2 separate regions of the Homo sapiens genome follow, and region 2 is linked to region 1. A link is an interaction called in ENCODE POLR2A ChIA-PET data of the cell type or tissue named here. Cell type or tissue: GM12878. All regions are shown on one strand. Links, peaks and the distances in the headings refer to the core of each region. The heading gives the core; the rest is flanking DNA.

Region 1 (15,430 bases), core at 6,398-14,397:
TTGAGCATCTGAGGATTTTGGTGTCTGCAGGATCCTAGTACCAATCCCCTGGGGATACCAAGGGGTTACTGTACCTGAAAATCTAAGTGATGTGTATAGGCGAGGGGTAAGCAAGACAATCTACTGAGTGCAAGAAGAAACTGTCAGAATGTCTACTTACACTTAATTTTACCTTAAAAGCTAAGAAATGCAGCTTTTACCAACACTGACAGCCCTTATTTGGGTCCACAGGTTAGATGTCACATGCCACTTAAATAACTCAAGATGTGGCAGTGGGTCCCTCTGTCATCTGTTCAATTTATTCATGTAGGGCTACCATCTATGTAGTATAAAAAACAAAGCCTTTCAGTAATGAGGTGGGGCGTGACCCCAAAAATGTTTTGTACCATACAGAGGTGTTCCAGTTCTCTTGTGGCAAAATACATAGAAGAATTGTTTTAAGAATGATTAACACATTTTTCCCTTACATAAATACAATTTGCTCCAAATTTCCTGACCTACTCTGTGATCACAAGTGGCTGTCAGTAATACCTGGCAGATGTTTTTTTCAATGACCTTACTTAATCAGTCCCTTCAAGGTAAAGATGAGGTTTTAAGAAGTGCAAGAAAATAACTGCTTTTTTGAAAAGAAACTCAGACTGTACAGAAAGTATTTTGAAAAGAGATGTGCTTTTGTATCTTTTGTACAAAGAACTTATAAAATACTTCTCATCTGTTTTAAAATTTTCAATAAATGTAAAAAGTTTTTTATTTTCAACCCTCTTTATCCTTAACATAAACTGGAACACATTTTATGAGAACTTACTGCTATCCACAAAAATGGAAATTTACCAGAAAAATTTTTATCTAACTGGTGGACAGTGTGAAAATGAGAATCACCAGTTAGAAAGCACAGTCAACAATGCACTTCACCCATTTGGATCCGTGTATCTTTGTAGGTAACTTTTTGAGCTATTAAAACCAAATAGCAAAATGAATATAGGACCAGACCTTCAAATTGCTTTATCATAAAATATTCACCATTTTTAAAAACAGTGATACAAACTCATCCACATAACCTTCATTTGAAAAAATAAAATCCACTACACACTAATGATAATTTTTCACGCTATCAATAATTTTTAACAAAACAAGTTTTAGTTACTAATATTTACCGTCAGTGGATCCTTTTAAAACTTCTATGTATAAGACAAAATAATTCAGTAGTACACACAGGAAAACTTATAAATAAAAATTCATATATTGAGAGCACATGCTCCGATTTTTTTCACTGCTAAGATGCAATAAAAACTTGGATACCTGTAGGTAAATTAGTGGTCATCACTGCAGTTTATCCTTGTTTTTCCCAAACTCACAAAAAGTGACAACTTTTAGAATCATTTATTATTTGTTTCTCCCAGTACAATCAATATTTCTTTTAATCAAGGGATTTCCTAGGAGAGCTACACAGAGAGAAAAATCCCCTATATGAAGAGAATATTTTATTTCACAAACCAAAATGTACAAGTCATTTCTGCCTCACTGAATTCAATATACAGTCTTCCCTTGGTATCTTTGGGGGATTGGTTCCAGGACTCCCCAGGATACCACACTCCCCAGATGCTCAAGTCCCTAATACAAAACATTGTATTTGTATAAAACCTGCACACATCCTCCCATATACTCTATATCATCTCTAGTCCATGTGTAAGTACCTAACACAATGTATGGTCACAGTAAGTAGCTGTTTTACTGTATTGGTGCTTTTACTTATATTATTTTTCATTTTTTTCCTTTAATATTTTCGACCCGTGGTTGGTTGAATCTGAAGATTCAGAAGCCTTGGATACAGAGGGCTGACTGTATACAGATTTCTTCCCCCCACTCATCTCACCTTAGAGCATGTCTTGGGTTTTTTCCCTAATTGTAAGAAGACTGCATGCGCAATATTTTTGTAAGAAACCTATAAAAAGGTGTAAGTAGAAAGCAAAAAATCATCTGTAATCCCTCCTCAGAGGGACATAATATTTTAAAACCACACTGGCTATGTTCCCACTCAAAGTATCAGCCATGTGTCTGGATCAGTACAACCACCTCAGCCAACATGTGTAACAACTATAGAATATTTCAACATATGTCAACATTGTATTTTATTTAGCCCAAATATACCATCAACTTGTCTACTTTCATAAAAGAACTGTGTTTTTGTTTTTGTAGGAAACACAGGCTATAAGGGTCTCTCCTCAGCTGACATGCCCAACTGTTATAAGTGTGTTTTTAGCTGAGCCGATTACTTTAGGACCATCCTACATGCCATCAGAATAGTCTTTTCTTCTTATAAATAACCAAATTGAAATGAATCCTTAAATGGTCTCTTGATTTGAAGGTTCAGAAATGGGAATAAATTTGTTTTGAAATAGCCTTTGGCCACTCTGATTAAGTAGAAAACAACTCATTTCATTCAATGTATTACTCTATATGGAAGCTTTTTTCAATCTTGCAGACATTTTTCTCATAAGAAAAAAAGGGTAGTTTCTTAAAATAGGGCATAAAAATTTATATCCATAATTTTTAAAGTTCTTATTTTGAAGTTAATGAAAAATTACATATAGTTTATTCATACTGAAAAGTCACCTACTTCCTAAAGCCTATTCAGAATGGTCTGTTTTTGTGTCAAACATTTAATATTTTAAAATACTAGAACAAGGAATAATTCTCTATTAGGTAATCATCCAAGTTAAATATATATTATCATCTTTTACAAAAGACCCTTAATTTTCTACTTAATTCAAGCTTTAAAAAATAAGGATCAATTAAGGTCCCATTTTAAAAGAAATATATTATCCCAGGGCTAATTTTAAAGCCTGAATTCATCTAAAATAGTCAGTAATTTAGGCCTCCTGAAAATTGGCAACTGTAGTTAGCACTGTCACAATAAAATACATCCACATAAAGTGGAAATAACAGTTTATCTAGATGGCTACAGTTTATAAGCGTGACCTTTCCTTTCTTTCTAAGAGCTCTACTTTTTTCCTTCAATTTTCTTCAGTGTTCTCTGGAGTTCATTTCCTTCAGCTTAAAAAAAAAAAAAAGGCTACTTTGTATGTTAAGTAAAAATTAAAATTGCATTGCTTTTCCTTTCTGAGTGTCTTATCTAAATGGAAAGAAGCCTGAGTACTCAGTTAGATGGCAAAGCTCTGAGCTTCCACACCTGCCTTGCCAGGCTTCGGAATGTTTGTGAGGTCAGCACAAGTGACCGGCATTATTTATACTACATAATTCTTGACAGAGTGGCTAGCGCACAGAATCAAGCTTCAAGCCAAACTACAGGACCACAGTAGAGGGATGGTAACATCCAACATTTAAAAAGCAAGGCTGGGTGTGGTGGCTCATGTCTGAAATCCCAAAACTTTAGGAGGCCGAGGCAGAAAGATCACTTGAGCCCAGGAGTTCAAGACTATCCTACTAGGCAACACAGCAAGACCCCCATCTCTACAAAAATTTGTTTTTAAAAATTAGCGGGGTATGGTGGCACACAACTATAGTCCCAGCTATTACAGGAGGCTGAAGCAGGAGAATCACTTGTACCCAAGAATTCGAGGCTGTAGTGAGCTATGATCACACCACTGTACTCCAGCCTGGGTAACAGGGCAAAACTGCATCTCGGAAAATTTTTTAAAAAATTAAACACACACATACACACACACACACAAACACACACACACCCTGTAATTGTGGACTCTAGCAGATGTCACATTACATTTTCTGAAACGGTTCATGTGAATCGTCCATAGGTCGAGTCTAACGTTAAGCAGTCAGACCGAGGATAATGAAAGGCAAATTCCTGACTAGTCTACTTACATGGGAAGAATTCTGCCTGCCATTAAATGCTATTGGATTGAGTTTAATATAAATCATGTGGGCTATGGCCAGCAAAAATTAACCAACCACAGACAGTGGACAGCGACCTGCTTCTGGGATGCAGGCACTCTCTGCTTAGAGTCCGACGAAGAAAAACTGGGAGAAGTGGGTCAGTTGAAAGCAGCTCTTTTCAGAGGGCAGACTCGGGCCAGGCAGCCTATGTGGAAGCCATCTTCCAACCTCAGACCTGATACTCCCACACTGCCCATGTGCGTACATCTTTGGTCAAACTGCTGAAAATCTCTATAAAGAGATTTAAATGGGTTAAAAGCATATGGGAAAAAAGGATATCTTTTTATTCCAATCTTTGCTGTTCAATTTAGAACCCTGAAAGCAGAAGATGTGGGAAAGCAGCTCTTAGCCACACTGCTAGGGTTATAATCTGGTATAACCCTTTTTGAAAGCAACTTGGCAACATGTACCAAGAGCCTTAAAATATTCATACCCTTTGACCAAGTAAATTCCCCAAAAAGAGAATCTCTTCTAAGGAAATCATCCTAAATAAGAAAGAGTTTCATACAGGGAGATGCTGACAGCAACATTATTTGTGGTGGCAAAATACTGGGACCAATGTTTGGACTATTAAACTTCATTAAACTATTTAGGTTGGTGCAAAAGGAATAGCAGTTTTTGCCACTGAAAGTAATGGCAACAACCACAATTACTTTTGCACCAACCTAATTATTAAGCAGTGATCAAAAATTTAAAATAATTGTTAAGAATACATAGTAAGATTAAATACATAGAATAGTCTCAATGAGATTTTTTTAAAAAGACATTGGAAAGAAACATTAAAACATTAACACTGGTTGCTTGATAGAATGGTTATGGTAATTTTTTATATTTGTGTGTGTTTTTCAAATTTTTCAGAAAATATGCTATGTATCTGTACTTATCAGAACTTAAATTTCACTGAAACCATATTTCTAGTTCACCTAAATAAGCATAAGAAGAAAGAAGCTTTATCTAACACATAATAAAAATATTCACTATTGGCTATTTCCTGGCTCAAATATTCATTGGCATGTGTTAAATCTGTGAGTATCCGATGCCAGAACTGCAAGAGAAAGTGAATTAGACAAAAAGATTAGCTTCTCCTAACCTATTTTTTTAATGTCCCTAAAATTTGCTCCTGTCCTCCTACTTTGGCGCAACGTGCCAAAAAGAAAGTGCCTTATGGATTTATCATAATTTCAGAAACAATATCTGTTTCCCAACAGTTCTTCTGATGCCAAAGCATTTAACTTTCCATCTGGGTGCAGGCAGAACCTAATTTATGAATGGGTTGTGTTCCAAACATTCATTTGTAAGTTGGCCCTTTGATTCTACAGGAAATGTACTCCAAGGCCTAATGTAGTAAAAGCCTGTGGACTTGGTCTAAGAGAGACAGGGGACCCCTGAGAAGAAAACTTCTGTTCCTGTTCCTGGGCACAGAAGCAAGCTAGGGCCAATGCTGAAAAAGGTAGCTGCTGAGTAGCGCAGGGAGACAACTGAACACACTAGATACCTGGGAATGTGCGAAACTTGGGAGGGGCACATGGTCAGGCCAGAAGAGGATTAGTAAGAAAACTCAAAGGGCCGACAAATAAATTAATGTTCTGCTTGTTTAGAGCAGTATCTTCAAACCTTTTAGGCTACGGGCCACTTAGACAACACAGCTTCTACCACATCTATACCTGGTTATCCTTGGAAACAAAAAAACCAACGATTACATCTTTCTTTGGGAAACTTGCAGCCTGGGCATATAGTTGTTCAAAATACATTGTAAATACAAACACTTTTATTGTAATGCAATATATGTATTTCTGAAAAATTTCTAAGTTCTACATAGACACTAAAATCCAGATTTTAGGCAGACCACTGAAAAACTATGAAACTCTATCACCAGAATGCTTAAAAATAAAAATCCTAAAAATAGAAAAATAAACAGTATTTTAGTGTAATTTCTAATAGATATATAATGGACTTTAGAAACACAAAGGTGAGGATCATTTGATGGAAGGAATACAAGGAGTAACCAAGCTTCTAAGTTACACAGACTAGGAGAAAATGTCCAGAGATTGGAGAGAACCCTGAAATGAGTACTTCTGAGATCGAGCAGAAGCCTGCTGGAGTCAGGAGGAAGAAAACGGATACAAGAGCAAGGTATGCAGTCCTGTTTCTCAATTTGGCTTGCTGCCTTGAGCTGTATTAGTGTACTTTGCACCTAGCTGCTGATACTTGGAGGCAGTGGCATACTCAAGGAAAACTGCTTATGGACCAATTCATACATCCTACACCACATTCCCGATAGCACCGATCTCATACAAGTGAATCTGCATTATAGAAGCATGTATGTAGCAGCAGCAAAGACTGCACAACGGTGCATTTTCTAAAGCAGATTCAAATCTATAAGGGGACTTTATAAACCCCACTTTCTTTTCTTCTGTCCAGACTGAACACCACCTGAACGCTCCTCCAAAGACACCAGTGCTTGGGAACGTGACATGAGAAATTTTGGATGCATGACCCGAGAAAAGCAAGGCAAACCAGGGCAGCTGCTAGCACACAGGCACCTCTGTGCACATCAGAAAATGAGCCTCCTCTGTGCGGACAACTCACAAAAAGGGTGCCTGTCTCCCGCTAATGCAGCCCCTTGCTATGGTGTGCAGGTGGCAATACTGACGTCAGCCCCCACCTGCCCCTACCACCTGGAGCCTTTGTGCAGGTCATGTAGAATGCTACAGAGGTCATTCTCGGGTTGACTAATACCTAACACCTTCCTCAAAGTCCAGGCTGAAAAAACAAAAGCAAGGCTTATTTATTACAACTACAAATAAACTAAGCTCTGAATGTTAGGGTGTCTAGCAACTTGCAAATATGTTTCTAAGCCTAAATGACCAAGCCTACAGAAACACAAACAAAAGTAATTTAAATAAGAACATGTCCATAAGAATGGAAATGAATAAAACCATAAAATCAGAAGGAGAGAAGTATAGAAGCACCTGAAGAAGGGTTTGGCAGTTCCCTGGAAATGCCACATACCCTTTATGCTTTTCTATGCATTACTCTGCCTGTAACATGTTTTCTCCAGCTTCTCCATCCACCACGCTAATTCAATTCTTGAAGAATTTCAAGAGCCTACCACTAACTCTCCCAGGGCAGTTTATTAATCCTCTTCTGTCTCACAGTATCTGTGTGTACAATCCCAGTTGTGGCAAGAGGGGCAGGGGTATCCCGCCAGAAGCTAACAGCCCCCAAATAACAATAATGTAATGGAGAGTGTGAATGGTAAGAAAATGACCTAGGTGAGTCACTGTCGATTCCTTCCTGTTACCTAACAGTCACCAAATCCAGCTGATTCTACCTGAAATCTCTCTAAGCACATCCTTTGTCTGCTTGTTTACAGCAGTATCTTCAAACCTTTTAGGCTATGGGCCACTTAGACAACACAGCTTCTACCACATCTATACCTGGTTATCCAACAATGTCTGTTACCCCTGCCCAAGCTCAGGTTCCCATCACCTCTGGAAGACAGAAATGGCATTCTTCCTTCTTGCAGTCCCACCTCCTGTCCCACTGACTCCCCTCACAGATCCATCCCTGGAAGGCTGCAGAAGTGCCACCATGCTTTGGCTTCTCACTGTCTCACTTACTGTTGGATTCCCTCTTTTGAAACTTTGAGGTTGATTTGCATTTCTGCTGACAGGGTTATTCAGGTCAGCTCTGCACTGAAAATAAGTAAGCGTCCTGAATAAAATATGTTCTTAAACATCTTCTTGAAGGCATGAAAGAGTTGGAAGAGGGAGGAGAGAAGTCGGCCTGTCAAGATCTTAGTGAAAACTGGAAGCAGGAAGAATAAGTTAGTCATGGAAGCCACTTTGGCTCTAAGGGCTTTGATGGCCTCATGGGTTGACAGGAACAGAAGACAAAGACTAGGGCCCACCCAAGGTGTGAAGTCTAATAGGAAACCTTTTCTCCATAAGGCTACAATGGGTCTACCAAAAATAAAACCATGCCACCCCAGGGACTGCAGCCCAATTTTATATCACCATGAGGTCCAAAAAATTCCAAGCTGTGAATTTAGTTTCAAATGGTCTTGGTCTCCAGTATCCCTAGCCATGTGGCAAAAACAAACAATTCTCTCTGGAAGGATACATCTTTATCTTAAGACTTGAAGAATGTTCCCTGAATGACTATCCAAGGAAGTGAGCAGCTCAGAGCCAAAATGAACCAAACATAAATGGCAACAAGGCACCATGAAGAAGAACCAGCAGAAACAATACACAATAGAAAAAGACCCACAAAGGACTGAGATACTGACATTATCCCTATTCTTACAATGTTTATGCAATCTTAAATTTAACTTATGGTACACTTCTGAATACTACAATTTTTAGAGGCATGTCTGAAGCCATTAAAAGAACAAGTCAGTAATAACACTGCAGCACACTCTTCTAACATAATATCTCAGATTACTTAGAAATGCATTCATAGTCTTCACGCAGTTCACTTGGCGGCCCTTCAACATCTGACACTGTTTGAAAGAAGTTGTTTACTTTCTGAACCTTTTCTGTCGTGTTCACAAGACACAGTTCTTGCATGCTGCTGTAAACATAACCTCTTTCTTTGGCACTGGCTTGCAGTTACCCCATACCTCTTATCACCAATTTGCAGCAAGTTTTTCCCCACTCTCTAACACACTGCACAACCCGCTCAGCAAAATGCTCTAAAATGCTCTATGCTTGATTATAACAAAAGTCAACTTTCTATGTTTATGAAAATTGAATATGGGAGGCCTCATGGTATACCACCTGAGAACTAATGGCCTACGGTTTAGAATCCCAGCCCCACTCATTCATTCAACAATATGTACTGAGCACCTACTATCTAAACACACTGTTCTAGATGCAGGGATACACCTAGTAAATAGGAAAAAGTCTCAGTTGCTATGAAACTTATTGTTCTAGTTGAGGGAGATAAGCAATAAAAATGTACACAACTCAGTTTCAAACAGTGTTAAGTGTCACAGAGAAAATAACAGTATGATAGTGGAGGGGCTCCCTTAGCTTAGGAGGTCAGAGAGGCCATCTGAGAAGGCAACCCCTTAGCTAAGAGACTAAAATAACTAATAGGAGCCAACCATCCAAAGATCTGAGGGCAGGCTGGGCATGGTGGTTCATGCCTCTAATCCCAGCACCTAGGGAGGCTGAGGCAGGAGGATTACTTGAGGCCAAGAGTTGAAGACCAGCCTGGGCAACACAGCGAGACCCCCCATCTCTTACAAAAATTATAAAAATTATCCAGGCATGGTGGTGCACACCTGTAGTCCCAGCTACATAGGAGGCTGAGGCAGGAGGATTGCTTGAGCCCAGGACTTCAAGGCTGCAGTGAGCTATGACCATGCCACTGCACTCCAGCCCAGGTAACAGAGCGAGACCTTGTCTCAAATAAAAAAATAAATAAATAAAAGAGGGAAAAACATTCCCGACGAAGAGAAAAATAAAGACTGAAGAACTGTGGCTGCTCTGAGCTTGCCTTTAGGAACAGAAAAAGCGCAGGGCAGCTGGAACATAGGAATCATGAAGAGGGTGTTATGGGATGAGGGCAAGGAGGAAAGTGGGGCCCAGGCCAGTAAGATCCTGCAGGTCAGAAAAGGTTTGGATTTTATTCTAAATGCAATGTAAAGCCTTTGGAAGGTTTAACTGAGGACATGACATGAAATCATCTACAGTTTAGCAAGATTCCTCTGCCACTGCTGCAGACAAGGTGGACTGAAACAGGGCAAAACTGAATGCCGGGAGACCAAACAGGAGGCTACCACAGTGTTCCTGAGAAAGAAGATTCAAATAGAAAGCATGTGGATTCGGGACTCAAAAATTGGATGTGGAGAAGGAGTGGGGAGAAAAAAGCATAATCAAGGTTGCTCCCTACGTTTAAGCTTGAGCACCTGGGTCTATGGTGGTCCATTTTCTGAGACGGGAAGAGGCCAGTTTAAGTTATGACAGGGGACGGGGCAGAGTGCAGGGAGGAAATCAAGAGGCCTGCTTGGGACATCTGAGATGTCTATTAGTTATTCATGTGAAGATACCTGGTAAGAAACTGCATATAGAGCCCAAGAGGAAAGTTAGAGCTGAAGTTAAAAATTTCTCAATCATGACTGTAAAATGGTATAAAAAGCCATGAGACTAAATGAAATCATGTAGGTAAAGTAAATGTAATTGTAGAAGATGATCCTGGACACAGGCCTGGGGCATTCCAACATTTCCAGACTGAGCAAAAGAGGAGCCTGCACCTAAGGAGTGGCTAGTGAAGCAGAAGGAAAACAAGAGACAAAAAAAAAGGAGCCCCCTGCATTTGAAAATGTTAGCACTGCCAGTGATGCTGACTTGAGCAGTTTCCTAGGTGTGCTGGAGGTGAAAGCTAGATTGGGGTAAGTTAAGGAGATCATCGCAGGTAAGTTGACGGTTGCCAGGTACGGTGTCTCTATAGAAATAGGAGACCTCAGCTTTAGACAAGGCTTTTCACTCCTGCTATGAAAAGGAACAGGGCAGGTGTGGTAGCTCACATGTATAATCCCAGCACTTAGGGAGTCTGAAGCAGGACTGCTTGAGACCAGGAGTTTGAGGCAGCAGTGAGCCATGATTGCACCATGCACTCCAGCCCAGGCCAAAAAGCAAGACCTCATCTGAAAAAAAAAAAAAAAAAAAAGGAACAGAAAACACGAGAAGACACTAAAATGAGAGACTAAGGGTGAAGGAGAGCTTCTGCTGTTACTGTAGTTTATTTTGCTTTCAAGATGGGCGGCCCCGGAATGGTGAGCCATGTCAGTGGAAGACACTGCAATGGTGGGAATCGTCTATATCTGCACTGTTCAATCCAGTAACCACTAACCACATGTGGCTAGTGAGCACTTGATATGAGAAACTGAATTTTAAGTTTTATTAGCTGAAATTTAAATTGCCATATATAGCTAGCAGCTACAAAACCAGGCAGGGCAGCCCCTCCAGCATGTCTGTAGACTGACGGACCCAGCTGTCCAAAATTTAGATGGGATGGTGGGAAGAGTGGAAGCTGACGGCTTCTATTTGTTCAATGCTTTCTAAATGAGGTTATATGCTGAGGGAAGGACGGGGTGGGGGAAGTGGGGGACAGGACACTAGGTGAAGTTCAAGGAGAAGTGAAAAGGAAGAAATGACTTCAGAGAGTGGAGAACATATTAAAGGAGGCAGTAACACTTCCGGGTCGAGTGTCATTTGAGATTTGTGGCAAATTTTAAAGTAACCCTGGTCAGAACTGCTGGCTTTTCTCTGGCAAACATCAACCACTTGGCCCTTCAAAGGTGGCCTCAAACTACTCTTTCAACCATCTCCTGACACTCCCTTTATGTTCCTCTGTGGTTTTCAATTTTCTTGGCTGCAGGATCTTTTTTACCCCCTTTACGTATTATATTCAGTACCCCAGTTAAAAAAAAAAAAAAAAAAAAAAAAAAAAAAAAAAAAGGACAGAGAGATGACAATGAGGACAAAAACAAGGCTGTTCTGGAGGAAACTGAGGTAGGCCTAAATTCCCCCACCAGCTTGGCCCCCTCCCACCAGCCCCTGAGGCACATCTAAGGAATCTCAGGGCTTGAAACCAAAGATTTACCCTGATGGGTGTTTCTCAGACTTAAATATGCTGACGATCAACATGTCTTGTTAAAATGTACATTCTGCTCCAGCAGGTCTGCAGAGGCCCAAGCTCTGCATTTCTAACATGTTACTGGGTTCTGCCACTGTGGCCACACCCAAAGCCAACTACTCACATTCTCCGCTCTGCTTGGTTTTGCCCGCTGTCGGACCCTCAGCTGCATATGCCTTTCCCCATTGTATTAGTCTGTTCTCACGCTGCTGTGAAGAAATACCCAAGACTGGGTAATTTATAAAGGAAAGAGGTTTAACTGACTCAGTTCTGCAGGGCTGGGGAGACCTCAAGAAACTTACGATCATGGCAGAAGGGGAAGCAAACACATCCTTCTTCACATGGCAGCAGCAAGCAGAAGAATGAACACCCAGCAAAAGGAGAAGCTCCTTATTTAAAATCATTAGGTCTCGTGAGAACTAACTATCACGAGAATACGATGGGGAAAACTGCCCCCATGATTCAATTATCTCCAGCTGATCCACCCACAACACCTGGGGATTATGGGTACAATTCAAGATTAGATTTGAGTGGGGACACAGCCAAACCATATCACCCATCTTCTGCAGCTGGGAGATTCTATCTAATCCTCAAGGTCCTCCTCATTGTTACCTCCTCTCAAGGATTCTCCAAGTCCCCCAGGCAGAAGTAATCATGATCCAGTCCTGGTTAGCACCTTGGCAGATCTCCTACCACTATATCCCCCTCTTGCTGTGCTCCAGCCATGCCAGCTTTCCTGCAGTTGCCATAACAAGCCAAGCAAACACCAGCCTCACGGCCTTTGCACCAGCTGACCCCTCCGCCTGAAATGCTCTTCTCCCAAACTGCCTCATGTCTAAGCCCTTCACCGACGTCATGCCTTTGCTCAATGTTCTGCACGGTCTATTTAATACCTTCCACCCCTAGCATTCTGGACACTGTAGTTATTTACACATATATTTATTTTACGTCTGTGTCCCCTGTAGTTATGCACAATTTGAGAGCAAGGTCCACAATATATTCATTTTGCATCTGAAGCATCTTGCAGTGTCTCCATATTTAAAGACAAGGTGAAATATCAAGTCAATAGCTGACATAACTTGCAACTAATGGATGTGAATTAGATTTCTGACACTTCAAAGAACCTAATCGCTAGTGGAAGTGTGAAAAATACAAGAAAGAACATAACAAAATAGATACAGAAAGCAAAGCAAGGGCACAAGGGTAATTCTAAAATGATAATTCATAACTCAAAAATACACAAGGATGCCAAGAACAACGATGATGTTCTACTACAAAACAGGATAAAGTAACCATTGATTTAGCATACAATCTGATAATTTGCTACCTCTTAGCATTTAAGATATTAAAAAAAAAAATAGGATAGGCATGGTGGCTCAAGGCTCTATTTCCAGCACTTTGGGAGGCTGAGGTGAGAGGATTGCTTGAGGTCAGAAGTTTGAGACCAGCCTGGCCAATACAGCAAGACCCTGTCTCTATTTTAAAGGATAGTAATAATGACAGCTAGCACATTAAGAACTTACCATGTGCCAGCAACTATTTAGGCATCTTACAAGTATGAATTGATTTAATCCATATAACAAACTTCCAAAGTAGGTACCATTATTACCTCCTTTTATAATCAAGGAACTGAGAGGCAAAATAACTTGTTCAAGGTCACATAGCCAACCGAACAAGGACTCCAGAGCTCTTAATCACTGTGCCCAGGTAGCTGAAAAACTATAAAGATTTAGAATTGTGAGGCTTAGCTTTAGGTAAGTTACTGTTTTAAAACTCCCTACAACATTTTTCTTAAATAAATTATGTACTGGTTCTCTCCCTACATGCTCTGAACATTAACAATGATTTTCTTTCTATGAAGGGAAAAACTGGTTTTCAAGTAGTTTTCTCCCATGTTAACAGCTAATACTCTGTCCATCCAAGAAGAACAGCTCTTAAGACTAAGAAAATAAAAGAACTCAAAGAAATGAATGATTCCTGAGCTTGGCCCAGGCAGCACAGCTCAGTGGTTAACGGTACCGTTGTGAATCCCAAGTACTAGGCACTGTGACCCAGGCGGGTAATCAATTCAGCCTATGCGTGTTCCCCCCCAAGAATTCTTCCTGGCTGCTGCGTGCTCTCCCCACTTTCTCACCCCACACTATCCCCATCTTATTCTTGCAAGGGTTCTTGATGGGGTTCCATGAACTCCCAAGTGGTCCATGGATAGAATTAAAAGGATCCTTGAACTTGCTAGGACATATCCTCTGTATTTTCATTTATTCCTTTAAAAGCCTCATTCTGAGGAGTCTATGGCCTTCACTGGACTGCCATAGGAGTTCCTAGTACAAAAAAGAAAAGAAATGAGGATAAAGGCAGACACAGGGAAATAAGCTAGGGGGGTTTAATATCAGTCTAGGAAAGAGGGAAACAAATCTGGTTAGGAGTGACAGAAGTGAGAATGGAAACGAAGAGACGGATTCAAGGAAACTCCCCAGGGATTCCTAACAAAATGGCATCTTTCACCTTCCTTCTACTTACCTTCCAAAAAAGAGGAATTGCCTCTACTTCCACTCATTCACTCCTTAAGTCTTTAAGCTTTCACAGCCACCCGCAATCAACCACAAGCACAGCCATGACTTTCAAGCACTTGGGAACATCTAATTGTGCCGACCTCTGTTTTCTCCTCCTGTTTCTTCTTCCTCTGTCCTTCCCTCAAAGCCAAGTGTCCCCAGTGTCCCTGCTCCTCCGGTGGAGATCTGACTTACCGATTCTGTACGGGCAGGTCTCAATGGTCTATCCCAGCCCTAGTGGCTCCCGAGCTCCAATCACACCTTTCCAGCATCCTACATGGTACTGTAACTGCAGGATCCACCCACCACCATCACCTGCAATTCCACATTCTTAAATCTAAATTGCTTGTGTCCCTTTCCAACCTACAATTTCTTCTCCCAAATTCTCTAATCTATCATGGGGCCACCATTCTTCTAAGGGCTCATCACATACAGTTGGGGCTGGGGGAGGAATCCTTAGTGGTAAAGTTCTTCCTTCTACTGCTATGTAGCCTGTGGACCTGCAGCATCAGTACCACCCGAGAGTATGATAAATGCACAGTCTCAGGCAGCACTCCCAACAGATCTGCTGAATTAGACACTGCATTTTAATTTTTATTGTTTCACATTTAGTGGGAGCCTCCATCTGTCACCCAAGCTACAGTACACTGTACAACCATGGCTCCCTGCAGCCTGGACCTCCTGGACTCAGATGATCCTCCCACCTCAGCCTCCTGAGTAGTTCAGGCTACAGGTGTGTGCCACCATACCCATCTATGTTTTTACATTTTTTGTAGAGACAGGGTCTTGCTATGCTGCCCAGGCTGGTCTCAAAATCTTGGCCTCAAGCAATCCTCCTGCCTCAGCCTCCCAATGCATGACTAGGATTACATGCATGAGCCACCTACCCAGCAGCAGAGCCTAATTTAGCAGACTTTTTTTTTTTTTTTAAAAGTCCCCGATTGATAAACACCTTAAATTTTGAGAAACAGGGATCTGGTTCTTTTAATATATCACCATCCAAACTGCATTTGAACTTTATTACTTTTAGGCATCATTTACTGAATCCTTATGATGTGCTAATTACAGTGCTAGGCCTTAAACACAGTATCTCATTTAACTCTCAACCCTGTGAAGTCATATCATTATCTCCATTTTAAGAATGTGAAAATTGAGGCTCAAGTGACTAAATCACCTGCTCAAAGAGCCCATCAGTTCCAAAGTTAGCATTTGAACCTCATCTGTCTAACCACAAACCTTTTTTGCCAAATTGCACCAATTCCCTTCAATTCCAAAATTTGTATTTCGAAGGCTATGCTGGCAGAATTAATTACTCTGGT
Region 2 (15,430 bases), core at 4,868-12,867, 53 kb before region 1:
GTCTCTGTGGTCCAGGTAAGAGAAGGAAATTGGTCTTGTTCATTCTAACCTCCAACAATCTTCAGACCTTCCTAGATAGTAATTCATGTATTTTAGCTTCATTCCTGCCAAGAAGTTTTCTTTTGTCAATGTAAACATCTCTGATTACATCTTAAGTCTCTTTCCTCTAGTCTGTCTGCTGTGGAGATGAGGAGAAGCTCATCACGCTCCTGAATATGAGACCTGGGATTACCTGCCTATTTCATTAAGCAATTTTCAAAAGGCTCCAGCACCAAGGAGGAGGAGTGGAAACACCTAGTTCTCCCTGTGGGTGATGGACACCTCATCAGGATGGGGACAGACTGAGGACTTGGCTCCTGGAGCTCCAGTTTTCCCAACTCCAAGTCTCGGGCCCCTTCTTCCCACCCATCTCCTCATCCCTCTCTCACCAATTACTAACTCCCTTGTCTACAGTTTGCCAGACTACATCCTATGGGCAAATCTGGCCGCTGGCTGCTTTTGTCAATAACGTTTTATTGGAACAGAGCCAGGCCCATTGATTTGTGTTATCTATGGCTGTGTTCGTGCTATGATAGAAGTTTGAGTCACTGACAGAAACTGTATGGCCTAAATACAGTGCCTAAAATACTTACTGTCTTTTTGCAGAAAAAGTTTGCTCACCCTTAGATCTGTCTTAGGAAGGCAGATTAATCCCACCAGGCCTTCCATCCCTGTTTAATTCAGATGTTACAAGAATTCTAGCCACCAGCTCGCTCCATTCCCCTCCAAAGATTGCCTAACCTGACCCAGTTGACCTGAACCTTTGCCATCCCAGGCCCCCAAATCCCTCCATGGGGCTCTCCAAGAGTCATAATTTCTCATCAGCAAAAATTAACCTAACGCTGAACCTTTATCTTTTCATGCCAGCCAAATTCTGATTGTCCCCAAGGACCACACTTCCCTTGCAGCCCCCCTCAAGTATTTTTTTCTTCTGCGCAGGAACCACAGAACCAGAAGATGGGGTAGGTGCCTTGTGCTCCTCCTGACCAATCCCACACCCCCATTCCCTCCTCCTCCCTGAAGCGGTCATCCCCTCTGAAGCACCTACCATCACATTACACCACGCCTCTGCCTCTTGGAAGGCTCCTGGCCACTTCCCCTTCCCTTGGAGGGTTTATCATCCTCCAGAACCCAGCCTGCCCCACCATCTGCAGTGCAATGGCTCTCAGTTTTTAAAACATTTCTAGCCCTAATCTCTCCACTGAATTCTAAACTCCTGCTAATCACCATCCCCAGCTGGATCTCTAACAAGCATCCCCAAAACTAAACAACACGTAAATATGAAGTCCTGTTCTCCCCTGGCCTGCAACCAGCTCCTGCTCACCCCTCCCTCTCTCAGCCAGTGGGACCTCCACGCACAGAGTAGCACCTCCATGCACAGAGTAGCTTGGGCCCAAACTCCCGGAGTTGACTCTGACTCCCCTCTCACCCTGCAGTCAAGTCTTCAGCAAATCTGTGGGCTCTTTATTCAAAACATGCCCCAAATCAGCCACTTCTCTCCACCACTGCCTCTCTCTTCAAAGCCATCAGCATGATTCTGCAGATGGCGGCAAAGCCTCCTGGGAGGTCTTGGCTTATCAGTTCCACACCTTGCAGCCCAGGGCATCCTATGCAGAACATCAAGCTAATTATTTCACATCCCTGCCCAACTCCTCTACAAGTCCTCACCTTGGCTAAACTCCTGCCTGGTTTGCCCATGGCTAGTCCGTCAGGCTTCGGTCCCCACCTCACTTCCCAGTCTCTCACCTCAAGTCTCCTCTCAAATGCCACCTTAGCAGATGGGGCTCCCCTCACCACCCTATCCAGATGGCACCCACCACTCTAATCTCCTTCCCTAGCACTTGGTAGCACCTGACCTGACAACTTACTTTGTTCATTTTTAACATTTTCTCTCCGCCTCCTAGAATGTAAGACAGGACAGTAGGGATCTAGTCTGTGTGTCTATTTTTTCCCTAGTGTGTATCTTCTAGGACCTACACTTGTGCCAGGTAATTAGTGGACAGGCCATAAATATTCAATAAATAAATGAACTAAATGAACCAACCAAGTCACCATTATTTGTTTCATGGCAACTTGCCCTAACTGGAGAAGAAAAAGAACTGCTTCGGTTAATTTCCAGATACTCCTAGAAATTCCCAATCCATAAGAGTCAGTAAATTCGCAAGACAGTTTTCTAAGACTTACTGCCTACCCCCTTCCCCCTATGCTGGGGACTTACTAAAAGAGCAAAGAAATATTAAACTATCAGGTAGAACCAAATCACTATAATTGGTCAGAATTGACTTTTAAAATACCAAAATTTTGATCTTTTAAAATTTTGATTCTCCACACTAGGTTGAAGCAACTCATTTTGAAAACGCAATTTTTTTAAATGGGTGACGATGACAAAAAAATATTAATGCTCACGTATAACACCACTAGTGTGTCTGGTTAGTTATTAAAAATGAATTAGGGCCAGCCACGATGGCTCACGCCCATAATCCCAGCACTTTGGGAGGCTGAGGTGAGGGGATTACCTGAGCCCAGGAGTTTCAGACCAGCTTGAGCAACATAGTGAGACCCTGTCTCTACAAAACATTTTAAAAATTAGCCAGCCATGGTGGCAGGACCTGTAGTCCCAGCTACTCGGGAGGCTGAGATGGAAGCATCACTTGAGCCTGGGAGTTTCAGGTTGCAATGAGATACGATTGCACCACTGTGCTCCAGTTCTGGGTAACAGAGAAAGATTCTATTTCTTTAAAAAAAAAAAAAAAAGAAAAGAAAAGAAAAGAAAGAAAAAGATTAGTTTTGAAGGAATGAAAACAAGTAGAATACTGTAAACTTTGTTAAAGTAACAAGTGGAAAATGTCTTGAAAAACATGAAGATAGTACTTAATTTTTTTTTTTTTTTCTGAGACAGGGTCTCACTCAGGGACTCAGACAGGGTCTACACTCCAAGCTGGTGAGATCTCAGCTCAGGGCTCATTGCAGCCTGGACCTCCTGGACTCAGTTGATCCTCCCACCTCAGCCTCCTGAGTAGCTGGGACTACAGGTACGAGCCAACACACCAGCTAATCTACTTATTTATTTGTATTAATTTTTTTATTTTTTGTAGAGACGGGGTCTCCCTATGTTGCCCAGGCTGGTCTGGAACTCCTGGGCTCAAGAGATCCACCGATCTTGGCGTCCCAAAGTGCTGGGATTATAGGTGTGCGCCACTGTGCCCAGCCTAATAATATAATTAACTCAGGTAAACCATTTTTAATTTCATGATCAATCTGCCTGAGAAAAGGGGTCAGCCTGGCAGTGCACAGTAACAGATGAACAAAGAAGACTACATCTGAAAGACAACTTTCCTACAGACACAAGGAAGAAAACAGGCTTCTCTGCTTTCTGTAGGCAGGTACTTTGGTCACCAAGAACCCACCTTTGGGGATGTGATGTGCCTCTCGATGAAGACATTGCTTGTCCCTAAAGTTGGCTGGAGAATGAGACAAGAGGAATAGAGAAAGGGAGATTAAGATTTCCTTGGACTTTTGTCTATAGTCTTACTTTTAAAAATAATTCTCATGGCCTTTTGCTGCATTTTTATTCTTTCCTTTCACACAAGAGAGCTTATCAACAGCTCTGACAGCTCATTTCGTATTTGGTTTCTGGTTATCTTGTACTCATCTAATAGGTGGTAGTGGTGGTTTTCAGTTCACACATTTTTCTTACAAACAGCCTTGCTCTCTGAAAAGACAGGAAGCAGACTAGTATGGATGGCAAAAAAAACACAAAAATCAAGACCACCCTTACTTCTGCTGAGAATAGTTGTTTAGAAGGCTAATTTGGTTATCAGAGAGTAAAAGCCACAGTATACAACCTGCGTTTGTAACTTGGGAGGGACACTTTGTCTTCCCTTTCTGAAGGCAAGCCAAAGTGGGCCCCAGGATCTCCAGTGGGGAGCACTGTTGTTTGCACCCACCTGTGGAGTCTGAGAGTCAGGACTGTCTTAAAGACAAAGTTTATCTAGTTAGATCCTTCTTAAGATAGGTTGGCTGATATATCCTTTTCCTTAATTACTACTTTCTATTGTATGCATATTAAGTAGAACTCTAATGCTTCCTTCAGCAAAAACTCTTCAAGACAAAACAAAACAAAAAACAAAACAAAACAAAACAAAACAAAAAAAAACAAACCAGGATGCAAGCTGACTAGGCTGTCAACCTGGCTGATCCATGGGTGTTTTCTCTCACTGAAACAAACAGAATTGTTTACTTCTACTACAAAGTTTTTTCAAAGAAAGATGGAAAGCTGCTTTTTAAATGAGGCTTTATTGCTCTCTGGCCAAAGCAGAATAGGAAATGCAAGGCTTCGTAACTACTATTATTATTACTCTCATTATTTCATGGGCTTTAAGTTGCCTATTAAAAGTGTGTATGTGTGCCCATGTGCCATTTTTGGTAGCAAGATACAGGGTAGGAGAATCAAATTCTAAGTCTCATCAGACAATTCAGTATCTAGTCTCTAAATACTGTGTGTGTGTGTGTATGTGTGTGTGTGTGTGCACGCGCGTGTGCGTGTGTTTTCAAGCTCTGTCTTAAAGCAAATATGTTAACTATTTTGTGAAAGGCTTGTGGGACCAGAGGAGGAGGCAGGGAAGCAGATAAGAAAGTGAAAGGACCGAGGTGGAGAAAAACAGGCTCTCCTGGGATTTGATGGCAGAGGCATCCCATCTTAAACACCATCAGAGAGTCATGAGATCTACACAACATGGACAACAATAACATAGGCCACAACAGTAACTCAATCTGCATTCAACAACATGGAAAAACAAAGTGACTGGTGTGATAGATGACATGAAACACTCTCCTCCCAATCAGCTATCACATCTTTGTTCCAAGTAACAAGGAAAAGGCCTCAGAAAGGTCACAGAAGACAGGATTGTGGGGACTTTCTTCACATCAGGTCCACTGGGGAAGTGGCATATTAAACCACAGTAAATGACCCAATGAAAACAGGCTACTGGCAACAAGTACATGCAAGCGACCCTTTGGGATTTTACACGGCAGAAAACTCACCATTAGCCCTGGAAGCAGAGAGCTGGGAAAAACAAAAGAAAAACAATGTGTGAAAAGAAATAAGATCTTCCAAGAAAAGCATTTAGAAGATAAAAATAAAACATCGACAACATCTCAGCCACTGGATCTCTACTTTTGTTATCTAAAGACCTTCCTGAATCCTTTCCTACGTCTACCCATTCTTCAAGGCTGTTCAGACTTTATTTCCTTCCTCCTCAAAGCCTTCCTGGAATATTCAAGCCCTGACTTATCTTCCTTCCAGTCTCTGTCCTTTCAGAGTTAACACAAAATTCACTCTGTTTAAATATACAGTTTTCTCTCTTCTTTCCTGCAAAGGTTGTATCTTAAAATATGCTAAGTAAAAAGAAAAAAAAAGTACCAAATAATGAGTGAGAATATGTACAGAAAATATTCAGACAACCAAAAAACTCAATTAAGGACGGTGTGGGGAGAGTTAATTCCTTAAGTCTGCTTAGTAGTTACTCTGTGACTCCTTTATTAGCTGACATTAAATGGCCCTCTGGTTATTACAGTATCAAAGAAGAGGAAAAGTAATCTGAAGAATATTTCTTCCATGGGACAACTTCATTATTATTCTTCAATTTTTATGAATGTCTTTGAAAATCTTTAACCACTTGTTACAGATAATGAATATTTTGCCTTTTCCAAGTATTTTCCTCAGACTGGAAAACACTCTTCCTGTCATTTCATACTATCTCTGATTTTGCAGGAGGAGCCCTGAAACATGTGACCTTTTCTTATGCAGTTTATCTCCAGGAAGAACAGAAAACTGATTAACCACAATCAGACATTAAAAAAATTCCCTGGCTCTTGTGGTCTGAAACAGGCACATTTCCTTCACACGCTTCAAGGAAACAATTGAATGTAACTATTTAAAACATACTCCCAAGCTTAATGAGCAAGAAGCAACTTTGCCAGACCACAATGTCTTTAAGAGATCAATTTGGCCAATGAATACTAGAGAGGATACACATTCCTGAAACAGAAAGCAATTCAGAGATACTTGTGATCATCAGAACGTAGCCCAAAGCCATGCCATTTGCTTGAGGGCAGAAAGCACATTCTAGGACATCAGTATCATACTTTCAAGAATTAACCCTCTGATTTCCCATAAAATACCAGTTTTTAGAGCCAGAAAGCACTAATAAAAATAATTTACTAATCTGGGCACTGGAATATTTTCACTAATAGTTCAAATTTGAGTTTAGCTATATGTCATCAATTTATAAGAATAAAAATTTATCCAAAACTTCTTGCTGTTGCATGCATTTGTTTAATGGATTCTCTAGAAGGCTTCGCCAGATTCTAAATGTTCCATCATACATTTATTCACCAGTTATCAAGCAACTTATGAATAATTTAACATGTTCCTGTATTCCACGATCAGATGGGTCTATAATGTCTGTTTCTTTCTCCTTTGACTATAGATTTTCCAGCTCCCCAAAAGTTTCTTTATTGTTTTAAGTTCACACTTTTAAAATATTAACTTGGCTGTCAAATGAATCATCTTCCACATAAAAGGGCTGAGTGAGTGGAGTTACTGTTGAACTTGAGAAAAACCCCTGAGCCAAAACACGTGTCAAACGGCCATCTCTTTTCCACCTAAGCGCCAAGTTGCACCCGGCACAGTGCAAGGGGCCAAGACCAGGAGAAGAAAACATGCTCCCTGTCCTCCAGGAGCTAATAAAATAACTAGTGGGTGACACTGCAGACACAAGGAAGGAAGAAGTCTGAAAGCATTAGCACACGCAGGCTCATGGTTAACCCGAACATCCTGACTTAGCTCACCTCCAAGGGAGGGGCATGCTCCCTCAGCGGCAAGACCAGGAACGGGGTGGACAGCTACATAATGGGACAGATTTACTCAGTAAGAGGGATGGCCATACCCACATCAGTCTCCTCGCTAAATTACACAGCACAGGCAGGTGGAAGGACCTGCCCCCAGGAAAAATACTTATGTAGATTCATTCTTCAGCAAACGATATCAGCCCTACTTTTTTCCTCTATTTCCTTTATGGCCATTCATATCCCTCTCCCATCCCATCAGGTACAAAAGTTCCCCTGTATCGCTGCAAGAGAATGGCAGGAACACCCAGAGTTCATGGTTCTATCTGCCTTCCTCATTAGTCCATCAACTCCTTGGGGACAGGGACTGTGTATCTCCCCAGAACCCATCCATGGGATTTGGCTCAAACATTTGACCAATAAAACTAAGTGTGTGTCCAAAAATCTTCTAGGCTATTCCAGAATCCCAAGTGGCCTGCCTTGTGGGCCACTCCCTTAGGGACTTCCCAGGTGACCCAGCTCTGATGATCTATCAGAGGTATTTACAAGCAGGTGTGAAGGTTTTACAGTCATATCACTTACCGTTTTTTAGCCTCAGTTTTCTTTTTTCTGAGACTGGGTATCCCTTTGTCACCCAGACTGGAGTATATAGTGACATGGCCACAGCTCACAGCAACTTCGACTTCCCGGGCTCAAGGGATCCTCCAGCCTCAGCCTCCGGAGTAGCTGGGACTACAGGGGCATGACACTACACCCAGCTAATTTTTGTAGAGATGGGGTTTTGCCATGTTGCCCAGGCTGCCTCAGTTTTCATAACTATAAAATGGAAGAAGGAATATCTGCCCTATGTAGTCCACCATGAAATACAGAGCACTCTATACACAAGAGAACCTATTTGAGCTCAATTTTACTGTGATATTGTGAACAAGCTGGACTTCTCGCTTCAATATATACTCTCACTTAGGTGCCACTCGCGGTATAGCAAGAAAGTTAATGTTCTCAACAGAGATAAACTCATTCTTTATTTTAAATTAACTTCTCCAGGCACAGCCTAGCTGCTAGCAGGATGAGATACATGAACCAACTTCTATACTTTCTAGAAATGGTCTATTTCCAAACAAAAAGATTACTTCCTAAACTAGATGGAGAGTTTCTTCTTTTTGGAAATCTACTGGGTTTTTTTTTTTCCCCTACCTTTTACTGGCTGGCTGTTCCTGCTCTAGCCTGCTTCTACATGTCCAAGTGGTCTGGCTCGAGCCACCTCAGGCCACGGCCTCTCAAGCCTACCTGGTTCACCACCGGACTTTAAATCTCATCTGGAAGTGACAGCTCCCAGATTTGTAGCTCTAGCTCCTACCCACTCTCTGAGCTCCAGACTTCCACGACCAATGGCTTTCTTAACATCTCCATTTAGAGGGCTAAAAAGGCACTCTTACCACAAAGTTAATTATGCCAGAAAACCATGCCCTGAGTCTGGATGAGTGGATGTCTAGTTTCTCTCCACCTCCTAAGCCCCACCAGCTATCTGGACTCACTAAGTCTGTCCACCAAGCAGACCCTTAACTGGTCTCCTGCCTTTCACTCTGTCCCTCCTCCAAGCCTTTCTCCCAATTGAGGCGGCTGTGATTGTTTAAAAGCACTCATCTGCCACTATTCCCAGCCTCAAAAGATGACTTCCAATTGCTCTTAGGAAAAATCCTTTTGGTGACCTCAAAGCCCTACCTGACCCCACCTTGTCCCCAACTCTATGCCCTGTGGCCTTTCACTCCGATCACCCCGGCCTTTGCTCTGTTCTCCCAGCGAGCCTGGGGCCTCCCACGCAGCAACTCTGCCTGGAATTCTCTCACTCCCTCACTCTGCTTCTCCTGGCCAGCTCTCAGCTTAGATGCATCTTCCTCCAGGAGACTTCCTAGGCGTCCACACCACCTCCACTTTAGACTCTGTCCCCTTATTATTTACTTCTAAGCATTGTGAACCTGTCTTTTAGCCTTATGCAGTTGTCATCATTGGTATTTGTATGATGTATCTGACATCTGTCTCCCGGACAGTGGAACCGGTGAGAGCAAGGCCACGACTACTGAGGTCTGTGCTGGTGCCCGGGAGGCAGCTCAGTGGCTGCAGGGTGCCAAGGACAGATGCGTGGGCGACCCCTCACTGCTTGTGTGACTTCCTGTGCTGCTTTGGCTGGGGAACTGAAAATTAATTTCTCAGATTTCCTTGCTACTAGTGATCTGGATATAAAATAATGATTCCCCACCTGCTAGCACTATCCAGAGCTGCTTTTTCAGCATTTGCAGAGACTGAGCCACTATTAATACTCACTAGTACATTTAATGCCTTGCTATCTAAATCAGCTCCTGTAGATTCTGTATTATTTAACTGAGCCCTGTAACTGATACAGTGCTTAATTTGTGTTGAATAACCACTAATAGTCATGAAATAACTGAAAAACTGCACACAAATTTTTTTTTTTTTGAGACAGACTCTTACTCTGTCACCCAGGCTGGAGTGCAGCGGCATGGTCTTGGCTCACTGCAACCTCTGCCTCCTAGGTTCAAGCCAAGCGATTCTCCTGCCTCAGTCTCCCGAGTAGCTGGGACTACAGGTGCGCACCACCATGCCTATTTTTTTGGTATTTTTAGTAGAGACAGGGTTTCACCATGTTGCCCAGGCTGGTATTGAACTCCTGACCTCAAGTGATCCGCCTGCCTCATCCTCCCAAAGTACAGGGATTACAAGTGTGAGCCACCATGCCAGGCCTCAATTTTTAACTATCCACTTTAGCAACTGTCTGATAATAAAACACTGAATTGTGACATTTTGAGACATCTCCCTCTGCAAAGCAATGTCTTCGTAGTAATCAACACTGTAGTTATAATAAATCTAAGACATAACTGAAGTCAAAGTACCTGTAATTATCTAGCATATTATTTCACAGGCTGAAGGTACATTTGCTTTTAAAATACGCAAATGTGTATTAAAACCAAAAATTTAAAGTCTGTCACTGTGTGGTAAATTCATCTTGCAACTCAGGTTACACAAACATCTAAGTTAAGAAATGTTATGTTCTTAATGAAAAATACACAATGAATTCCCAACTGAAAACGCTGCTCCTTGTTCTGGTTCAATGCTGCTTGAAACGTTTATGAAGGGTCCATCGCAGTGGCTCACGCCTACAAGCCCAGAGCTTTGGGAGGCTGAGGCTTGAGGATCACTCGAGCCCAGTAGTTTGAGACCAGCCTGAGTAACATAATGAGACCCCCATCTCCACAAAACCACAAAAATAAGCTGAGAGTGGTGGTACACACCTTCAGTCTGAGCTGCTCAGGAGGCTGATGTGGGAGGATGGCTCGAGCCCGTAAGTTTGAGGTTGCAGTGAGCTATGATGGTGCTGCTGCACTCCGGTCTGGGCAACAGAGTATCTCAAAAAAAAGAAAGAAGGGTTTATGAGAAAGGACCACCCCCGGGGGTATGAATCATACTGTACACTAAGTTAAGGGCCACTCTACCAAAGACAACTCTAAGAAGAAAAATAGTTTCAAAGAATAAAGAAGAAGATATGGAAAAGGTGAAAACTCCTCCCCTCTTGCCTCAGGTGGGGGGCAGTACGTGGGAGGTAAGGAAATGAAGGAAGGCAGTGCATGACAGCCAAGCCAGGCCACTTCCTTCCTTCTCCTCCACCTCTTTCTACCCAGTGTCACACTGCAGGATACCGTAAGACCCTGGGCCACTTACTCTAAAACTTCAACATCTCTTTGTCTTCCTGACAGTTTCACTGGGGAAAGTGAACTGTCAGCAACAACAGGCTCACCTTCCACTCATCTTAATCTTTCTCTTAATGATTCAATTCAGCAGATGCACACTGGGAAGGCAGGGGAGGCAGACAGAAGAAAGGAGGTAGGGCCCTGGTGCTTTGGAATTTCCAAAATTGCTCAGTCCATCCTACGCACCTAAAGTTAGTGGAGATTTGGGATCGGGCATGGTGGCTCACCCCTGTAATCCCAGCACTTCGGGAGGCTGAGGTGGGTGGATCACTTGAGGCCAGGAGTTCGAGACCAGCCTGGCCGGCATGGCGAAATCCTGTCTCTACTGTAATCCCAGCTACTCGGAGGCTGAGGCAGGAGAATCGCATGAATCCAGAAGGCGGAGGTTGCAGTGAGCCAAGATTGCGCCACTGCACTCCAGCCTGGGCAACAGAGTGAGACTCCATCTCAAAATAAATAAATAAATAAACAAAATTAGTGGAGATTTGGGAAAGGTCTGTATTCTGAAGAACTGGCAATCTGCAGATCGGTGTTAATACCAAGAGAAAACAGCTGCTGTCTCTGAAGTGCCCAAGCATTTTATAAACAGTGGTTTTTTGGTGAGTGCAGCAGTGTCTCTCCTCACTATGGGGCTTAGATTTAATAAATGGACGAAAGGAAACCCTGCAGTGAGGGGTTCTGGAATGGCAATGACTTTGCTGGCCGCAGATGCCCAAGGCCATTAATATTTCCAACTTAATTTTGAAAAACACATGTTTCCGTAAATTTTTCAGGAAAATTTAATCTCATAATTTTTAAAAATGCTATGAAAATATTCAAGGTTGAATTATTTTATTTCCTCAAGGTGAGCTGGACACTCACTCAGATTAAACTTCCCCCTAGCAGAAATATCCACTATTAAGGAAATGAAAAACACAGCTCTCACTTTCCAAGAATTTACCATGTGTGGAGAAAAAAAAGACGTGTAAAAATAGATACTCAGAGTGGGCAAATGATCCAAATCGTAAGTACAAAAAGCTAAAAATTGGAGAATCTTAGTAACAACGACATCTGTGAAAGGCGTTCTTAACATGGGCTAAGATTTCAGGATCAAAAGGGCAACAGAAGGGAAAGGGGTTAATAAGACCAAACAGTGCTAGTGAAGCTGTCGCTGAGAAACAATGTCTTCAGAGACAGGTGAGTTTTAAAGTGATTCAGGGGTAGTCAAGTGTGCATTCCCAAGAAAGGGTCTGGTCCAGCTGCTGGTCATGGTGGGGAAGCCCTGCAAGCTGGAGTTGGGAGACCAGGGTTGTATAATTCTGGGCAGTTAACACCTCTGAGCCCTCCCCTCACATATTTTAATAGGGATGATGGCATCATCCAGCTATATCTCAAGGCAGCAAATGAGATGTGTGCGACTGCTTTGAAACCTATGAAAGGTTTTACCTGTGAAAGTTCAAATTAAAGCAAATCAAAGAAGGCTACGGCAAAAGTGGGCCTGGGGCTTTACCCAAGGAAAATGCAGGGGACAGAAATGAGTGGACTGAAAAAACAGTGCACCAGGAGGGTGGCTCACACCTATAATCCCTACTTTAGAAGGCCAAGGAGGGAGGACCACCTGGGGCCAGGAGTTTGAGACCAGCCTGGGCAACAAAGTGAGACTCTGTCTCTAAAAAAGAAAATTTAAAATTTAAAAATGAAAATGGAAAAAGGAAATTGTGCCTCAAGAGGCAGGACAGAGGACATACACAAGGTAAATTGATAGAAGCCCTGGGATACCACCAGGTGGAAAAATAACAATTTGACTCAATTGAAACACTTTGCAAAATACCATCTCTAAGGCAGAGGTCTGAAGATTTTTAAGAAAAGCTGAAGCTCTTAACCCAGTGTAACAGGCACCGATCCCTGTCTATGCAGCCATGCACAAGATGAGATCTTCAGAGCTGGAGCCCTCGGCAGGAGGTGGAGGTCTGTTTGTGACTGCTGCCCTGCCTTCCAGAACCATGGTAATTTATGTTTCTTCTCTGCACAAGCCTGACGCCCCATATTTCAAATGCTGTCTCTTGATTTAGCCAGTTCACAGCTGTGCGGTCTTTTTCATTTGTCTTAAAATTACAGGTAAGTATAAAGAACAGAAACAACCACATATCTTTTTGATGTATTTCCTTCTAGGCTTTTGTGTTCTAAGTTGTTTGCAGATGGCTGAACTCATCCTGTAAACAATTCTGCAGCTCAGCGTTTCTCATTTAAAAATTCTTCCAAATATTTTAATGAGTAGGTGCTCAACAACTATTTATTAAAATGTAAACATGACTGGATGGCTAGAAAACATTCCGACATGCATCTGTACCACGATTCGCTTACTTACTCATTTATTGACTGTTGCTGAAGCATACCCTGGCTTTTTACCAAATCTGTGATTTGTGCAAGAGTGGAGTTTCCGGGTTCCTGTGTCAGCCTTAAGAGCTGAGTGTGTTGTGCTGGGTGTGTTGTGTAGTGTTGCATCGTTCCACTGGAGGGGCACAAAGCGCTGGAGTGGGCATCAATTCCAACTCCAGGCATTCCCCCATTAGCATCTTGGGGGAATCAAACCAAGAATCCACCAATCCTTAAGGGGCAAGTTCCTATCGATCTGCTCTACGGAGCATTAAGACCTCAATGACCCCAGACCTTGCTGCCATCCTCCTCTCAACTCCTATGGCACATTTAATGAAATAATATAGAATTACTCCTAAGTGTTTCATCTCATGTTATTGTTTCCTCATGGATGAGTTCTGACTCCCGTGTGAGGGACACCGGCTGTTCCCGCTCCTCCACATCTACTCAGCTCCTTCTGGTTAGTGTCCTGTGTCCCCACCTGGGGCACCGGCCCCTCTCGAATTCCCAGTCCAGCTCCAGAAGTGGGAGAGGGGAACTGTGCCTAAAAAAAATAAGCACTTCCCATTCCCCTGGACACGACAACTGCTTCAGGGACAGACGTATGACCCAATTTGGGGTAAGGACAGTCAGGCCTAAGACTTTCATTCCACTGTTAAGGGAAGAGACACTGTCTTGCTGGACTCAGTGGTGAACACGGTAAGGCTGGAGCTGCTGAGACCATCTTGCTGCTACAAGGGTGCAAATAAAGGCACGGTGGTTCACACCTGTAATCCCGGCACTTTGGGAGGCTGAGGCGGGTGGATCACCTGAGGTCAGGAGTTTGAGGCCAACATGGTGAAACCCCATCTCTACTAAAAGTAAAAAATTTGCTGGGTGTGGTGGCGGGTACCTGTAATCCCAGCTATTCAGGAGGCTGAGGCAGAAGAATAGCTTGAACCTGGGAGGCGGAGGTTGCAGTGAGCCGAGATCGTGCCACTGCACTCCAGCCTGGGTGAGAAGAGCCAGACTCCATCTCAAAAAAAAAAAAAAAGCAAAGAAAAAAGAAAGAGCCAGGCCATGGTAAACTATATGAGACTCTAGGTAGAACTACACCTGGATTTTTTTTATACTTGAAGTTCTCTTTCTGATCAAGTCAGTTTGAGTTATTTTATGTCACTTTCAAAACTGACTTTCAAAATAGAGTCCTAAATGATTCGCCAGTTAGATTCTAAACTCCCTGAGCTTGAGGAAGCCTCTTCCAGTTCCCAACGGGGCCAAGAGCAGTGTTCAGCATTTAATGTACACTTTGGCTCTAGGGCCATATTTTATTTTGCTTTATATCTGCCCCAACATCTAATACTGTGATTGATATATCAAACATCTGTGTCTTACTTTGTAGCACTCAGGCCACAATTGGAACAGAACATTCTCAGAAGCACCAACCGCCCCAGACAGCTGGTGGAGATAACTCTGTTGGCAACGCAGTACTTTTTCCTCCCTCTGCAATGGGATGCCTTCACCTCCAGACATCCATGGGAGACAGCTGGGAATAACCCCAAAGCACTTAAGATAATGAATGACGTTTAGGAACAAAGCACCAGTCTTCCATCAGCCCTTATCAAAAGGTATTCCATATTTCAAGGGACTAAAATTTGTCTTTTCAAGGAACTTCTTCAATTTTATTTTTGACTGTTGTGGGTCAGTAACAAGTCTTCCTAGAGCAATTTTGGATTTTTCTTTTCACCTGAAGGATCTTCAAAAGGATGCCTTTCAACTCCCTATTCCAAAGCAAAGACAGACGCACTGCTTTGACACGAAAAAAACAGGCTGAAACCAATTTAGATTCTACAATGGTAAACCAAAGAGTCTTTAGCCTTGATATAAATGTCTTCTGAAAGAATATGCTTCACCAAATAAAACAAAGACTTGATGTCATAGCTTGAATTTTGGAAATGTGTCCTTATCCATGTGACTACTTGAAAAAGCAAGAAGTGTAGCTGGCCTGCCCACTTGAAAAACTGAAACCCATTTTGCCCAGGCATGGAATTAGAGACAGTAAATAAGAACACTGTTATTAAACATCCCATCAATTTTTAATATGGGTGCAATCGCTAAATTTCAAATCTAGTAGTTTTTTTTCTGGATATAAACTAATGCTATTGTGAAATCATTTTTTAGCTGGACGTAGAAAGTGGGACCTGTTTTTTTCAGGCTAGAAACCCTACTGAGATCACTGCTACAGAAATATGTGGCGCCAGAAGTACAGACAGGAAGAGAAACGTGTAATTTTTTTCTAAGCAATCAGCTATGAATAAAATGCAAGAATACTTTACTCACCCCACAGGGAAAATGTTTCTTAAAAACTTCCTTTGTTGATCTTCTCAGAATTAGTAGAATTTCAAGGTTTGCTCTACTTTGAATATGTGGCATCAAAATGTCAC

The links. ChIA-PET counts read pairs that join two places held together with the same protein. Peaks named below come from ENCODE experiments on the same cell type or tissue, not always from the same donor. Only the 100,000 strongest peaks of a DNase experiment are listed, where the experiment ranks them.
Region 2: POLR2A ChIA-PET joins it to region 1 with 10 read pairs; 11 of 35 experiments call an interaction of 5 or more read pairs at or near these places.

The regions. Positions count from the first base shown.
Region 1 is chr10:22,694,082-22,709,511 of GRCh38, forward strand. All of the region lies in intron 1 of PIP4K2A (phosphatidylinositol-5-phosphate 4-kinase type 2 alpha), which reads right to left. Among named protein-coding and RNA genes, the nearest start is that of PIP4K2A, 13 kb to the right of the region's middle. RefSeq lists enhancers at 1-279, 6,416-6,475, 10,295-10,354. In GM12878, for the core only: no CTCF peak of the experiment used is centred there; no DNase peak of the experiment used is centred there; H3K4me3 peaks cover 3,413 bases; H3K27ac peaks cover 4,182 bases.
Region 2 is chr10:22,642,773-22,658,202 of GRCh38, forward strand. All of the region lies in intron 1 of PIP4K2A (phosphatidylinositol-5-phosphate 4-kinase type 2 alpha), which reads right to left. Among named protein-coding and RNA genes, the nearest start is that of PIP4K2A, 64 kb to the right of the region's middle. RefSeq lists an enhancer at 12,642-12,711. In GM12878, for the core only: no CTCF peak of the experiment used is centred there; DNase peaks (open chromatin) are centred at 6,049, 6,861 and 8,995; H3K4me3 peaks cover 1,299 bases; H3K27ac peaks cover 5,056 bases.